Regions from separate parts of the Mus musculus genome. Here region 2 is linked to region 1. The links are chromatin contacts, found by POLR2A ChIA-PET in ENCODE. All regions are on one chromosome and are shown on one strand. The core of a region is the stretch at or near the end of the contact, and the rest is flanking DNA. Distances in the headings are between cores, read along the strand shown.

Region 1 (7,458 bases), core at 3,395-5,894:
CAATTTGCAAAACACATGAAACTCAAGAAGAACGAAGACCAAAGTGTGGACACTTTGCCCCTTCTTAGAATTGGGAACAAAAACACCCATGGAAGGAGTTACAGAGACAAAGTTTGGAGCTGAGATGAAAGGATGGACCATCTAGAGACTGCCACACCCGGGGATCCATCCCATAATCAGCCTCCAAACCCTGACACCATTGCATACGCCAGCAAGATTTTGCTGAAAGGACCACCCTGATATAGCTGTCTCTTGTGAGGCTATGCTGGCGCCTGGCAAACACAGAAGTGGATGCTCACAGTCAGGTATTGGATGGAGCACAGGGCCCCCAATGGAGGAGCTAGAGAAAGTACCCAAGGAGCTGAAGGGGTTTGCAACCCTATAGGTGGAACAACAATATGAACTAACCAGTACCCCGGAGCTCGTGTCTCTAGCTGCATATGTATCAGAAGATGGCCTAGTCGGCCATCATTGGGAAGAGAAGCCCCTTGGTCTTGCAAACTTTATATGCCCCAGTACAGGGGACACTAGGGCCAAGAAGTGGGAGTGGGTGGGTAGGGGAGGGGGGGATGGGGGACTTTTGGGGATAGCATTGGAAATGTAAATGAAGAAAATACCTAATTAAAAAAAATTCTATGTTCACTTCCTGTCACTTGACTGATTTTATTTAATCTTGTTTACAATATTTATGAAGAAAGTTCTTGGACTAAAGGTGTGTGCTAAGGCTGAACCACACACAACTAGAGACAGGTTTTTGCAGTAAATAACACACTCTCTCTGGGTTTACAGTGTGATCAAATATCCTGCAGCAGGACAGATACTCTGCTTAGATGGCTCCTCTAGAGTTGACATGCTGTTTTGTAATTCTCTTGACTCGATTGCAAGTGTTTGGCTTGGTCTGGTTAACTGAGAGTTCTTAGCATCTCTTCTGTTCCTAGGAGGACAGATAGGTACATGCAAACTTGGCTGAGGCTCAACTAGTCAAAGCCAAGAAACTACTTGCCTCTGGGGCCTAAGTGCGAAATACAAAACAGACATAATGCCTTCACTCTTACCTCAGCCATCCAACTGGCCAGCAATAGCTACCACTCCCCAGTCTTCCATACCAGCTCCTCTCACCTCCCCAGTCTTCCATACCAGCCTCTCTTATCTGATTCAGGGTTCATTTGTTCTTTCCATCTTCATTTCAAAGGGTCTACCTTCTACAGTGGAGTTGAAGGATGGAATCGTGTCATTTCCAGGTAAGTGGATGGAAAAGAAGATCCTCATGTTACATAAGAAATAAGACTTAAATCTTTCACCTTTTCTCTTCTATGTATAATTTAGATTTATCTATATGTACATCTACTAAATGAGGTGATATGTATAAGTTACTCAGTAGAGAGCTCTTGGTGCGGCCTCAAGAAATTTAGCAGGAATGTGACATTGGGCGAGGTTAAGGAAGTAGGCTAAAGATCTTGACCATCTTGATAAGTCCCTGAATATCACAGACAGGGAAAAAATAAACCCGCTTCAGCCTCAGCAGTGACTCGAGTCATGTTACGGTGTTGTCTGTCTTTTTCTTTTCAATCCTCATCCCCTCCCTGGCGACCCCACTGACTGACTGAGCTGGCTCGGTTATTACCCTTACCGAATAATGGATATCTCAATATATATTTAAACTGTACTTATCATAGCTTAAAATAGAGAGCATATCCATATTTAACGAAAAAAATTTTTTCATTCAACTCAATTTTAAAGCTTATTTGAATGAAATCCAGACATTCTGGGGTCCCATTCATGTTCTTATTTTATTTTATTGTATTTGTTTTGTGAAACAGGATTTCTCTGTATAGCCCTGACTATCCTGGAACTTGCTTTGTAGTTCAGGCTGGCCCCAATCTGCCTACCTCTCCCCCTCGAGTGCTGGGATTCAAGGTGTGCTTCACTGTGCCTGGCCCCCCATCCAAGTTCTTAGGCTTGTTCCAGGTCATGATCTCACTTCCCTATGCTACAACTACTTGGTCTGATAATTACAGGAAACCATGAGCCATTTGAACCAATCAGAACCTGCTGATCATACCAAGCAATTTTTCAAAAACAAGAGACCAAAAGAATCAAAACTTTTAAACAAGCAAAATATCTTTGGGTCTAACTTTTGCTTCTAACATTAAAAATCGTAATTATTACATTTTTATAGAGATCTCCAGTTAAGACCTGGAGAGATTGATCAGCAGTTAAAGGATATGCTAACATCCAAAACTCTAAGATCTACAGGTAACATGTTTTCATTAATAACAGCAGCCACACAACATGGTTCTGGACAGATGGCTCATCAGTTAAGAGCATTTGCTGTTCTTGCATAGGGTCAGAATTCAGTTCCCAGCTCCCATGTAAGGTGACTCACAGATGTCTGTAACTCCAACTACAGGGGATTTGTCACCTTGTATTGTCATCCTCAGGCATGTACATACATAAACACACACACACACACATACACACAAATAATGTTTTTTAAATTTTTTATTTACATTGGTGTTCTGCCTCCATGTATATCTGTGTGAGGGTGTCATGTCCCCTGGAACTGGAATTACAGACAGTCGTGAACTGACATGTGAGTGCTGAGATTTGAACCTGGGTCCTTTGGAAAAGCAGCCAGTCCTCTTAACTGCTGAGCCATCTCTCCAGCCTTAATATTATACACTTTACAAAGCAAACAGATATCAAATGCTTAGCCTATCTTTGAGAACCTCCAGACTGCAGGGACACAGAGACTGGCTCCTTTGGTAATGGTGTTTGGCCAACTAAGAATCACTGAATAGTGAAGAAAGGAAGACAGGATTACTTATGCCTCACCTGCACAGCTCTCCTAACAGTTCATCACCAAAGCTGCATTTGGCCACAGTTGCTACAGCCCTGAAGGAGGCATGGAAGGGCTCAGGCTCCTCTGCCATACCCCAGCCTTGCTCTGAGACCCCCTACACCTTCCAAGCACCTTCCAAGCACCGTCCATGCACCGCGGAGACAGCAGTCTGCTGATGTTCACTCCCGGTTGCCACCCTTCTCTCATGGATATCCTCAACTCTGCCCATTTTTCTACAATGCAGGCCAACAACAGTTCTTTCCTTTTATTCCGTTTTTCAGGATTTGTGTGTGAATTTTGTTTCTGAGGAAGGATTTCACTTTGTAGCCCAGGGAGGCACGAAACACACTCTGTGGCCTAGGCTGACCTCACACTCTCAGCAACTCTTCTGCCTCAACCTTGATTTATAACAAAACCTATGAAGTAAAACATAATAGCTATACAGATGTATATAATTTATATACATCAAAATAGCAACAATACTTGTCTCTGAGTACTAAGTTTCAGCAAAATTTGTTCCTTAGTTCTAAAAGTTCAAGTATAGTTAGCCACACATATTTCTCAGTTTTCTAGCCATCAAGAAGGCCCTTGACAATACTTTGTCTACCACGTGGCTTCAATATGTGCTACTCTGCAATGCAGAATGGAAGAAAGGGATCTGAATATTTATTAATACAACCTATTACAATAAAAATGAACTCTAGTTCAGTAAGAACTCAAATTATTCAGTAAGAACAATTTAAGAAATTCTTGGAAGTAATATAGAAACTTCATTAATTATGGGGGGAACTTTCCAGTGCTATAGTGTTTGCTTTGTGCATTGTGAGTGCTAATATTTATAAAATCTTAGGTTGAACATTCTGTGGCCTTACATAGCTATAGCTATCCTACCGAGCAAGCATGCTCTTTATCCCCACTTGTACAAATGAGGACACTGATACACCAAGAGGTTAGCTAGTATACCCCAAACCCATAACAGCTGTAAGATGCAAAACTGGAATTATGTAATGTTAAATAGAAAAATATCTGGATCCAAAACTGCACATAATGGGTTTCTCTGTATAGCCCTGGCTGTCCTGGAACTCACTCTGTAGATCAGCTTGGCCTTAACTCAGAGATCTGCCTGCCTCTGCCTCCCAAGTGCTAAAGACTAAAGGTGTGCGCCACCACCGCTGGCCTTTTAATTTCTGTTTTTAGTAGGACCTAAACTCAGCCTTATCTCTGAGTTCTTCAGATAAGCAAGCGACTTAAAATTCAACCCTCACAGGGTCTTCCAACACTCTTTCTTTCAGTTTTCAAAGAATAAAGTACAGCTAGGAGAGATTATAAAAGACACACCTGGCGCAAACTCTCAACCTCCAGAGTTCAAAGTCATCATTCTGGATATGACACTGTCAAACCGGGGGTAGGGGTGGGGGTGGGGGGCTCAGTCCCCCAGTCAGTGCACGATACACCTACCAGCCTCATCTAGGTAAGGCCGGAAACCATCAGCACTTTTAAACGAGATGGAGATTTAATTTCTTTACCATCTTTACTCGGGAATGCCGCTTCCTGAGAGGAGGCCCCCCCCCCCCCCGGTCCGGCCTGCGAAGGGCTCCGCAAAGAGAAGCTGGCGGCCAGGGCGCTCCGGGGTCCCGAAAGGATGGCGGGCACGCGGCCCCTATCGGCCTTGGCCTCCCGTCTCAGGGTCGTGCGCTCAGCCCCGCGCCCCTCCCGGCCAGAGCTCACCTTACCAGCGGCTCACGAGCTTCCGCTTCAGCGCGCCCAAATTGCAGCGTCCCAGCAGCTACAGACAGAGCGCTGCTAGGATTCGATTGGCTGTCCAGATGGTAGGCGGAGCCTTGACCGAGCAATTCCCGTGAGTCCCGCGGCCCATGCTGCTGAATGGGGAAAATTACGAGCTGCTGTGTTTTTGCACTTGTTTGGTGTGGTGTCGCTACTTTGTCAGCTCCCTTCGCGCCAAATGCAACTAGGGCTTTTTTTTTTTCCTGGGTATATTCGGGACCTTGTTTAGTTTTGCGGCTCAAACATAATTGATCTGACACAAAAACTTGTTCCTGTAAGGAGCGAGGATTCCAGAAAACCAGTGTTTGTAATTCCCTGTCTTCAGGGCTAGGAAACAGCATTTTCCCAGGAACAGCCTGGTCTCACCCTGGGAATGGCGAAAGAGTAGACGCACTGAGGGGAGAATCAGAGTGCTGTGCGAGGAAAGTGTACCAAGGGTAAGGGAGAAGAGGGAGGCATCTGAAGGACGCTTTGACCTGTAGGGCTGGAGTCTGTTCCAAGTCCACTGACATTTACCCTTTTTTATCCCTTGACAAAACTGATGAAACTAACAGGGTTGGTGGCGACGAAAAATCATCTTTGTTTCTCGTGAGATAAATGTCCTCACTCCAGACAAGGCATGGAGCACAATTACAAGCCTAACTTGGAGTCAGACCACTTCTTAACGTTTCCATCATCTGCCATCTGAGAAGTCAGAACTGACCCCTTCCTGATCACCCTGTAATCTTCCACCCATACAGCAGCCAGAGTGACCTTAAACATAATAGCAATTAGTTGGGTATGGTAGTGCATACCCTGTGGGCTGGGCAGCTCACGTCTTCCGTGAGTGACCAGGGGCTGGAGAAATAGCTCAGTGGTTAAGAGCTCTTGTTGTGCTGTAGAACCTGCAGAGCACCTGGGTTCAATTTCCTGCACTCACACGGCAGCTCACAACCATTTGTTCTTTAACTCTAGTTCCAGGGGAACCGATGGCTCTTCTGACCTCTGCTAGCACCAAGCACCTATGTATGAATAAGCCATATTTTTAAAAGTTAAAAACTAATAAGATAGTGAGGAAGAAACCTGATGTTGATCTCTGGCCTCTGAAACATGAACATTTACATGATTATATGTACAGCCACACAAACATGTGCATATAACACACATGCAAAAACAAACATACAGACTGAGCAAGTTGTATTTATATATTTAGAAACCTATCTATATACTGATTAAATAATTTTCATCTACTTAAATTATAAAGAACATACAGACCCCAAAAAGCACAGATGTTTTTATTATACATTCAATTAAAAAATTTCAATTTACACAGTCCAGTGCCAAAACAAAGTAAAAAAAAAATGCATCATTTATTACGTTGCTATTCACTTGCATTGTTCTCTCCTAAAGTTCTGACATAAGAAAACAGCTCAAAGACACATGAATAGGGTCAGTGCACTTCTTATGGCTTACCATGTGACAATGATCATGTTTAGCCATAGAAAATAAAAGAACCTACAGTTAAATGAAAATAAAATACTGTACTTTTATAAGTCAATTTGGAAGAGCTTAGCACGTCAGCCAACACTCCCCTGCAGAGCACATGCTGCGCTGGGCACACCTGTACACTGGCTCTCAGATGGCTCAGCTCCTCCCACAGCTTCTCTGTAGGGAAGGGTAAGACAGGCTCCTCTCATACCCTGAGTGGCCGCTCTTCTGCTGAGCGCCTGGGTGACTGCTAGGAGCCTGGCCACCTCCTTTCCGCTGCTCTCATGCTCTTCCTGTCCTCCTTTATCTGTCCCCAGCCTGGCTCTGCTGCCCTCCATTCTTGGTAATGGTGCCCGGCACACAGCACACAGCCATTCTTCCCCTAAGCGCTACCCTCATTGGCTGATTATAAAGTAAAGAGACTAGGTGTTATGGATGGCCCCACGCAAGAACTAGACCTAAAATTCTCCCTATTTTGTGATCAAAAAGGTTGACGATGCCTGATTCAGAATATAATGCAGTGAGTTTAGATAGAATATGTACTGGTCCAAAGTTTTAAAATATCTACTCTTTTCTATTATTATTAGTTTATTAAAATCATAAACATTGTAAACATTGTATTAAACATTTCTGTAGAAACCCTGTTACTCTACATTTTATTTAATGAGTTCAGAAAGAACAAAAGTGACACTATGTTCTCTTTGGCAGATCTGAAGTCATGCCTCAACCCCAAACCTACTGTTTACACATGCGCTGTTAGACAGGCCAGTAGAGTCCTCTCATAACCATCCCTTATAACAAAGCAGAAGAAAGCAAAAACCATGATCCTTCGGACAGATGTCACTGTGATTTTATATACCTTACTCTCCCTGCTCCACAACTGACCAAACTCAGTGACCACAGAAACGCCTGAAAAAATACACAAAGGAGCCCGTCCTACACCACATGGCCGCACTGCTTGATAAAGTCAGGGCGAGCCTGGGTAAGGAGCAGGGAAGGCTGGGAATGGCAACATAAAGAGGAAGAGCAAGCTAATGGAGCAGCTGCTTCCAAACCCTCTATCCCGACAGTGCCGAGGCTGCTGATGCATCCAGTCTTCCTTCTTCTGAAGGGAGAAACCCAAAGTGCAGGACATTCCGTCACCCTCCTCTCTCAGCAAGGCTTAACTGCATGTATTTAAGAGCGACGTTAACAAAATGCTACATTTATGAATGACTATCTTAAAAGTTAACTTAAAAAATACAAAAAATATAACTTTTTGTCTTGTTCTAACTATGGATGACAGCTCTGTAGAATCTTTTTTTTTTTTTTTTTTGAGACAGGGTTTCTCTGTGTAGCCCTGACTGTCCTAGAACTCACTCTGT
Region 2 (7,458 bases), core at 3,216-5,715, 110 kb before region 1:
GTCAAATTGGCTCTCCACTTTATGACCCATACCCTAGTAGCCATCAAGATGTTGAAAAGGGGCAAAAATCTCAGACTTCCTGGTTATTTCTGAAATTCAAATCATGAAGTCTCTACACCACCGTCATATATTACAGCTTCTACAAGTTTTTCAAACCAGGCACAAAACCTACCTGGTGATGGAATATGCATCCCGGGGATCCCTGCTGAAATACATCAAAAAGCGTCGGCCTCTAGATGAGGAAGAGGCATGTACCATGTTTTCAGAACTCTCTTTGGCTGTCAACTATATCCACAGTCAGAATATTGCCCACCAAGACATCAAGGCTGAGAACATCCTATTGGATTGGGATGGCCATGTAAAACTCACTGATTTTGGCATAAGCAAAAGACTGGCCTCTGGGGAGAAATTCAAGGGATTTTGTGGCACAGCACAATATTGTGCTCCTGAAGTGTTCAATGACACACAATATGGTGGCCTTCCAAGCGACATATGGAGTCTTGGAATGGTATTATACTATCGGCCACCTTCCCTTTCAAGGGACAACGCACTCCAACATAAAGTACATGATACTATCCCAGAGCTGGTGGATTCCATATCGCCTGTCTCCAGAGCTTTGAGACCTAATGATGAGATTAATGACAATAGACCCCACAATGAGGCCATCCATCAAAGAAGTATTGGCATACCCGTGGCTGCGCCGTGAATGACATATTGAATGACATTAGCAAGATAGTGTTTGACCTTGTCCTGATGTGCAATGATAGCTGCTGAGAACTCTAACCTGATGCACAGGCAATGGCAAGTGTATAGAATCTCTGAGCTGAATTAACTGTGCCAATGAGGACTCCACATATCTTTATAAGTATCTTAAATGGAAATTCAATATTAATTTGTTCCAGCTAACCTAGTCAACTTGTACAGCCACCCATAGGGTCTGTTTTTATTCACATGTGTATTAGTCAGGGTTCTCTAGAATCACAGAACTTATGGAATGTCTGTCTCTATATATTAAAGGAATTTACTAGAACGGTTTATAGTCTGCACTCCAACTAACCCAACAATGAGCAACTGTGAATGGGAAGTCCAAAAATCTAGTAGTTGTTCAGTCCCAAGAGGGTAGGTGTTTCAGCTGGTCTTCATTATCAGCTGGAATACTGAAGAAGTAGAATCCAACAGATGTGCTGGCAAATAAGTCAAAGCAGAGAAGAACAAGGAGGAAGAAGAGGAGGAAAAAGAGAAGGGGGCCGAGAAGGAGGAGGAGGAGGAGGAAGAGGAGGAGGAGGCCTTCCTTCTTCCATAGTCCTTATGTAGGCCTCCAGCAGAAGGTGTGACCCAGATTATAGGTGTGTACCACTTTGCCCAGATTTGAAACTTGCTGTAACCCTGGCTGGTCTTGAACTCAGAGATCGTTTCCCTCTGTCTCCTGGGACTAAAGGTGTGTATGACCTTGTCTGGATCCAAGCTTTGCATGGTCCCTAAATCTCAAGATCGGGATCAAGCCGGGCAGTGGTGGCACACGCCTTTAATCCCAGCACTCAGGAGGCAGAGGCAGGCAGATTTCTGAGTTCGAGACCAGCCTGGTCTACAAAGTGAGTTCCAGGACAGTCAGGGCTACACAGAGAAACTCTGTCTCAAAAAACAAAACAAAACAAAACAAGATCTGGATCAAAAGCTTGTGTCAGCCTTGCAGTGGTGGCACATGCCTTTAATCCCAGCATTTGGAAGGCAGAGGCAGATGGATTTCTGAGTTCCAAGCCAGTCTGGTCTACAGAGTGAGTTCCAGGACAGCCAGGGCTACAGAGAAATCCTGTCTCGAACCACTCTCCCCGTCACACACACAAAAAAGCTTGTGTCATCCCATGTCAACATCCAAGTCAGAAGCCGCAAGATCTGGATCACAGGTGTGCCCTCAATTTCTGGATTGCAGTTCATTCCAGGTATAGTCAAGTTGACTACCAGGAATAGCCACCACAACCAATATGCATAAATTAATACATGCTGGAAAATTACAAAGACATTCACCCTGTGTGAATTAAGTCCTTCTTCATAACGGTGATGCCCGCAGCTGACTCCTTTGAACTTTAGTCTGTGGTCTAGCTATTGGCTATCCTGTTTCGTCTAAGAGCATACACAGTAAGCTGCTCCTCCTACTCTGGTCTGAAGGCAGAAGGCATGCTCCACAGGCAAAACCCTTCACCTGTTACTGAAGTGAACAGTTCATTACATGACTCAAATGAGGAATTTTAAAACACTGGTGTGGTACAATCCTTTATCTCAATATTTTAAGAATTTTCATCCATAGGAAAACAAGGTTATTGCCCGGGGAGCATGAGACTGGGATCAAAGGTGCCTGAGTCAACATAGCTTCTCTTAGAAACAGTTCTAGTACAGGGAAGAAGATGCAGCTCTCCTAGAATTTTTGCACCTTCCCCAGAAGAAATCGCTCCTAAGTGATTACAAGATTAATTAAGAAAAATCTCTTTAATGACAGCATGCATTCAGCTCTGGCTAATGCTTAGAGAAGAGACAGCCAAGAACAGATTTTACATTCCACATATGCTGTCTCATGTAAGTCTCTCTTAGGTTCAGGCCCCAGGTTAAACAATTTAAATATGGACTGGAGACTGCAAGTCCCACAGATGGGAGATTTACACAGAAAAGATATAACCAGAATTATTTTTAAGTATACCAGTGCATTGAAACAGCAGGCCACTCTTTGGTGATGGGGTCCTGAGTTTGAGGTGCCGGAAGATGAGAAGGTTGGAAAAGTAGAAGAAAGCAGTGGTGGCAAACGCCTTTAATCTGAGTACTTGGGAGGCAGAGGCAGAGGTAGACAGATTTCTGAGTTCAAGGCCAGCCTGATCTACAGAGTTTGTTCCAGGACAGCCAGGGCTACACAGAGAAACCCTGCCTGGATAAATAAATAAATAAATAAATAAATAGAAGAAAGTATCAAAATTGTGATGGGGGTGTCTTGGATAGGCTGTCTATGCCACACAGGCTTCTGGAGAACAGCATCTTGTATACTTCTTACAGGGGGAAAATGGAACAAGATAGGAGACTTCTATGAAGTCAGCACAAACTACTATACAGTGAGAAAACCACAGGAAGGAGCTAATAAAAGAAAGCTGGAAAAACAGGAAGAGAGAATCTCTCAAAAACGTTCCTGACCAAGCCCACACTGGACTCGGGACTGATAACCATAGCCGCATGTGGTGGGATCTCAGGGTCTGAAGCAAGCCATCCCCGAAGGCCCTGGCCCCAGACCTCCACCCGCTCTCCCAAGCACCGTCCTTGCTTTAGAGAAGGAGCTCTATTTTATTCCCAGCACTTCAGGGCCTTAGGGGAAGCTCCCAAGCCTGAGCCCCAGGTTGGCATTGGCTCTGGAGACCTAGAAGGAGCTGTTCTATGCCTTGCTTGACCAGGCCAGTCCTCACCAAACAGTGTTTTTCCTTTTCAAAGAGTTATCACCAGCTGTAGTCTTGCCCATGTGACAAAACGATGCTTTTCTCAAGAAGAAAACCAGACCTTTATGGCACACCAGGCCTTAAAGTTGGTTGTGGCCCTATATTGCCCCTTGGAGCCACTTGTTAGAGACCTGCTCTTTGAAGTCAGGATGGGGCTAATTCATGATTGTAAAGCAGAGTTGTCTCCTACCTTATGGTTTGTGGACAAATGTCTGGACAATCCCGGTAAACTACCACATGTATTCTAGCATCCTATTCTCCAATCGGCCTTTTTAGCATAGCACATACCTGTGTGGAGTTTTAGGGGCAGTCCTCCCTCACCTACATTCGACTTGCCGCCACTACAAGCATTAGTCGATCCTTTACATCAATTTTACTCTTCTACATCACAGCTTAATATTTGAGTGCTATCCGACACACGAGATGCCTTTTACAGGCTCCACAAAATTAACTCGAAATGGGACTTATACCTAGCTATAAAATGCCTAAATGCTAAGGCCAAAACTTACAGAAGAAACTATAGAAACAAGGGCTCTCCAAGTTTGGCATCCTGCCAAGGGTATTTCTACACAGAAGCCCTTTCCCCAAATGCTTTGTGTAGATGCAGCCACCCTAGTGAGATTATTCCGAGCCCACAGCCGGGCCCAGGGAGAGAGAAGGACCACAGGGGAACCTCACAAGTAACAGCTTCTGTCAGGCTGCTGTTTACCACAGAGCCCCCTGGGCTCAGCCGCCTGCTCCTCCCTTTGTGGGAGACTGCCCTGCACTTAACGTGTCGGAACTTCTGGGCTTGCCTGAGCTCCCCGCACCCAGGAGCGGCACACAGAACACATCAAGCAGAAACATTCAAGACTGCTAGCTAAATTTAAAAGAGGAACTTGCAAGATCGCACCCGGAAGAGCCCGCCTTCTCTTTTGGGTGGCAGATCCGTCTGGATGTCCTAATTGGCTAGTGAATCTGGAGTGACATACACACCACCCATTGGATTAGAGTGTGCTGAAGGGACACAGCGGAATAATTCCGGGCACAGGTTGCCAGTCTGAGGCCAGTCCTTTCCCGGATCTGTAGAAATTTGCATTTCAGTACCACCTTTGTCTTTCTTCCAATTGCTTGCCGGTCTTTTTCCCCCACCCTGGTCAGGGGAAGACCCACAACTCCAATTTGCTCTTGGCTAAGTTACCCGCTTCTCTCCACTGTGGGCCACATTGCAAATTTGGAGCTTTCCAGAGCTCCAGTCACAACACTCAGTAGGCACTTCCGCTTCTTCCTTTTGGAATCATTGAGACTTTACTTAGGGAATGTTGATAAGTTCACATATAGGTTTGCCTACCCCTATGCATGCTATGTTAAATCCTCTTCTGAACTTGATCACAAGGTAAAAGCAGAGATTTTTAAGGGCATTCTTAGCTCAAAGTCATGCAGAAACATACGTAAATTATAAAAGTATTGGACAGAAATACCTCTAGAATGTTCATCTTCTATTACAAAATCTTAGCTAACCATCCAGTAAATGACGCTGTAAAAGTAGATGGCTAAGGAGCTCTTTGTTAATCATTATCTGTGATCTAACCAATAAATGTATCAAAATATATAGATACAAAAATGTATCAATGTACAGAAAGAACAGAGAACACTAATGCAGAGGACCAACCTCACCTAGGTCTGGGTTCCTAAGAGAAGGGGTGTTTGAGAGCAACAGGGAAACAAGCAACTTGAACTCAAATCATGGGTCCAAGCTGCTGGCTTATGTTCTGCTGAGATAGCATTCCAGATGAGATGGCTTCCCAGACTGCTTTCTCTGTGTCTGTGTGCTCTAGACTGATTTTACTTTCTATTCTAAAACCTCTGTGGTTGAGACAGCTAGCTTTCTGCGTGAGACAGCTCTCTCTGCTAGTAAAAATTCTAAACGCTCTCTGGATAGCTCCTCAGTTTTCTCACCAAAGTCAGAAAAACTGATCTAAAAAATTCTTGGCTTTTCCAATCAAGTCAAAAATACTGTTAGAAAAATTCTAAAAGTAATTCTTGGGTTATCAAAATCAGAAAGGAAAAAAAAATCTGCTGTGTTCACTCTTCACATAGCCTTCTCTGGATAACTGCTAGAAAACATTTTAACAGAGCTCTGTCACCTCTCTAAGTAATTCTTGGAATTTCTAACCTCAGACATTAGAATGTTAGGAAAAAATCTTGAAGAGCTGTGTTTGCTTTCCAGAGATATCCAGATAGCTCAGCTCTCATTACAGAAAAAACACTTTAAAAAGTACTGCAGTATCTTCCTGCTAGCTCATCATATACAGATCAAAAGCCTGGGTTTTTTTTATTACATATGAATTTGGTTATTTATTCCAGGATCCCTTTTGATTATCCTATGAATCATCTGCCCATAACCCCAGCTCCTTGATACTTAAGAGACAGCAAGTACATTTTATTTATTTATTTTAACAATGTAAAAGAATTCAGAAATCTTGCTTAACTCTGTTATGTAGCTGGGTAGGAGTGTGCTGGGGGGACACAGAGTAGTTGCAAGCAGTGGAATGTTTCTATTGAGGCTTACTGGGCTATCCTAGTAGGTATTTGGAAGACTCTGCTGCTGAGAGTGACTTGTACTGTGCAGACCTGGCCCAAGATGTTTCAGTGAAGAAGAACTTCAGTATCTGGCCTAGAGACTGTTTTTGGTGAAGAAGATGGTTCAGACCCTTGTCTGAAGAGTCTACCTGAGACTAAAGTAAAGAGATTTATATTAATTACATTAACAAAATAAGTCTTAAAAAAATCCCAGCAGAGACCTTGCTCTCTTGTTTTGTCTTATAAAGAGTGTTTTAATTAAAAGGAGCAAGCAGAGAAAGGAAAAATATAAAATGTATGTTTTAAGTATTAATGGGGCACCAGGAAGTGAAATGAAGCTGAATCAAATGATCAAGGAGATAAACAAAATATGGGGGTGGTAGCTTTGGTGCAAGATCCCAACCAACAAAGCTTAGATCCACGCATGATGGAACATGCCTTTAATTTCAGGAGACAGAGACAAGCAGATCTCTGAGTTCAAGGCCAGCCTTGTGCAGAGCAAGTTCCAAGTACAGAAAAGCTTAAGTTCAGGTGTGGTGGTACAAGCCTTTGATCCCAGAATTCAAAAGAGAGAAACATACAGATCTCTTAGTTCCATCCAGGTCAATCTACAGAGCAAGTTCCAGGACAGCCAAGGTTAGGCAAGGAAGAAATTGGAAAACAGAAAGATGGTGATAATGTAATAGAACAAGGAGGGCATGTTCCAGCTCAAACAAGCAGCATAACTAAGCAGTTTCAGCTATGAGGCTCTGGCTTTAGAATAAAAATCCAGAGACAGCCAATATTGTACCTTGCACTTCAGTTGGGTTTGGTAATGTTTAAGAATCAACCAGGTGTTAGTGGTTTTAATGGTATGAAGAAGTCATGGATAGCAGCTGAGGCTTGGGACTGTGAGAGACCCAGGAAGGCCATTGGTGAAGGTGCAGTTGACAGCCTACCACTGAAGGGTCATGCAAAGAAGTTAAGGCTCGACACCATGAAGAGAGTCCATGAAAGGATTTTGGTGGTTCCTAGTTGCAGCAGAAGACCACAGTGTATTGGAGATGCCAGCACCATAGGATGGTCACCAAGAACAGCAGCAGCAGTGAAGTAGAGTCAAGTGCTACAGAGAGCAGAGCTGGAGATATGACCCAAGTGAGGAGCAGGGAAGATCATGTGTGGATCCCAGATATTAAAACAAGAAGCTGCAACCTTAAAGTTGCCTTCGATACCCAAAGATGTTAGAGATGCTAGAGCCATGGAATATCTGCTGAGAAAAGCTACAGATAGAGTGGAAACAGACCAGGAGAAATGTTTGTTCCAGTCAACACAAAGATAAAAAGGACTTAGAGATCTGAAAACCACTTTGACATCAGACATGGAGATGCAGAGTTTGGAGTTTGCCCAACTGGTTTCCTGTCATGCTTTGGGATTACAATGAAGTGAT

What was found. ChIA-PET counts read pairs that join two places held with the same protein, here RNA polymerase II (POLR2A).
Region 2: POLR2A ChIA-PET joins it to region 1 with 23 read pairs in embryonic stem cell. The contact joins the enhancer-like site here to the promoter of Blvra in region 1. POLR2A ChIA-PET finds 5 or more read pairs at or near these places in 2 of 5 experiments (Patski and embryonic stem cell).

The regions. Positions count from the first base shown.
Region 1 is chr2:127,067,843-127,075,300 of GRCm38, reverse strand. Blvra (biliverdin reductase A) reads right to left here and starts at 4,644. Exons shown (of 8, transcript NM_026678.4): 1 at 4,571-4,644. Ap4e1 (adaptor-related protein complex AP-4, epsilon 1) reads right to left here. Exons shown (of 21, transcript NM_175550.3): 21 at 5,487-7,458.
Region 2 is chr2:127,179,923-127,187,380 of GRCm38, reverse strand. 1810024B03Rik (RIKEN cDNA 1810024B03 gene) reads left to right here. Exons shown (of 2, transcript NM_198630.2): 2 at 1-1,026. The coding sequence starts at 104. The coding sequence ends at 706. Among named protein-coding and RNA genes, the nearest start is that of 1810024B03Rik, 25 kb to the left of the region's middle. Within about 2 kb of position 4,465, at least 1 of the 3 ENCODE cell types and tissues checked has a DNase peak (open chromatin) inside an H3K27ac peak, as active enhancers do.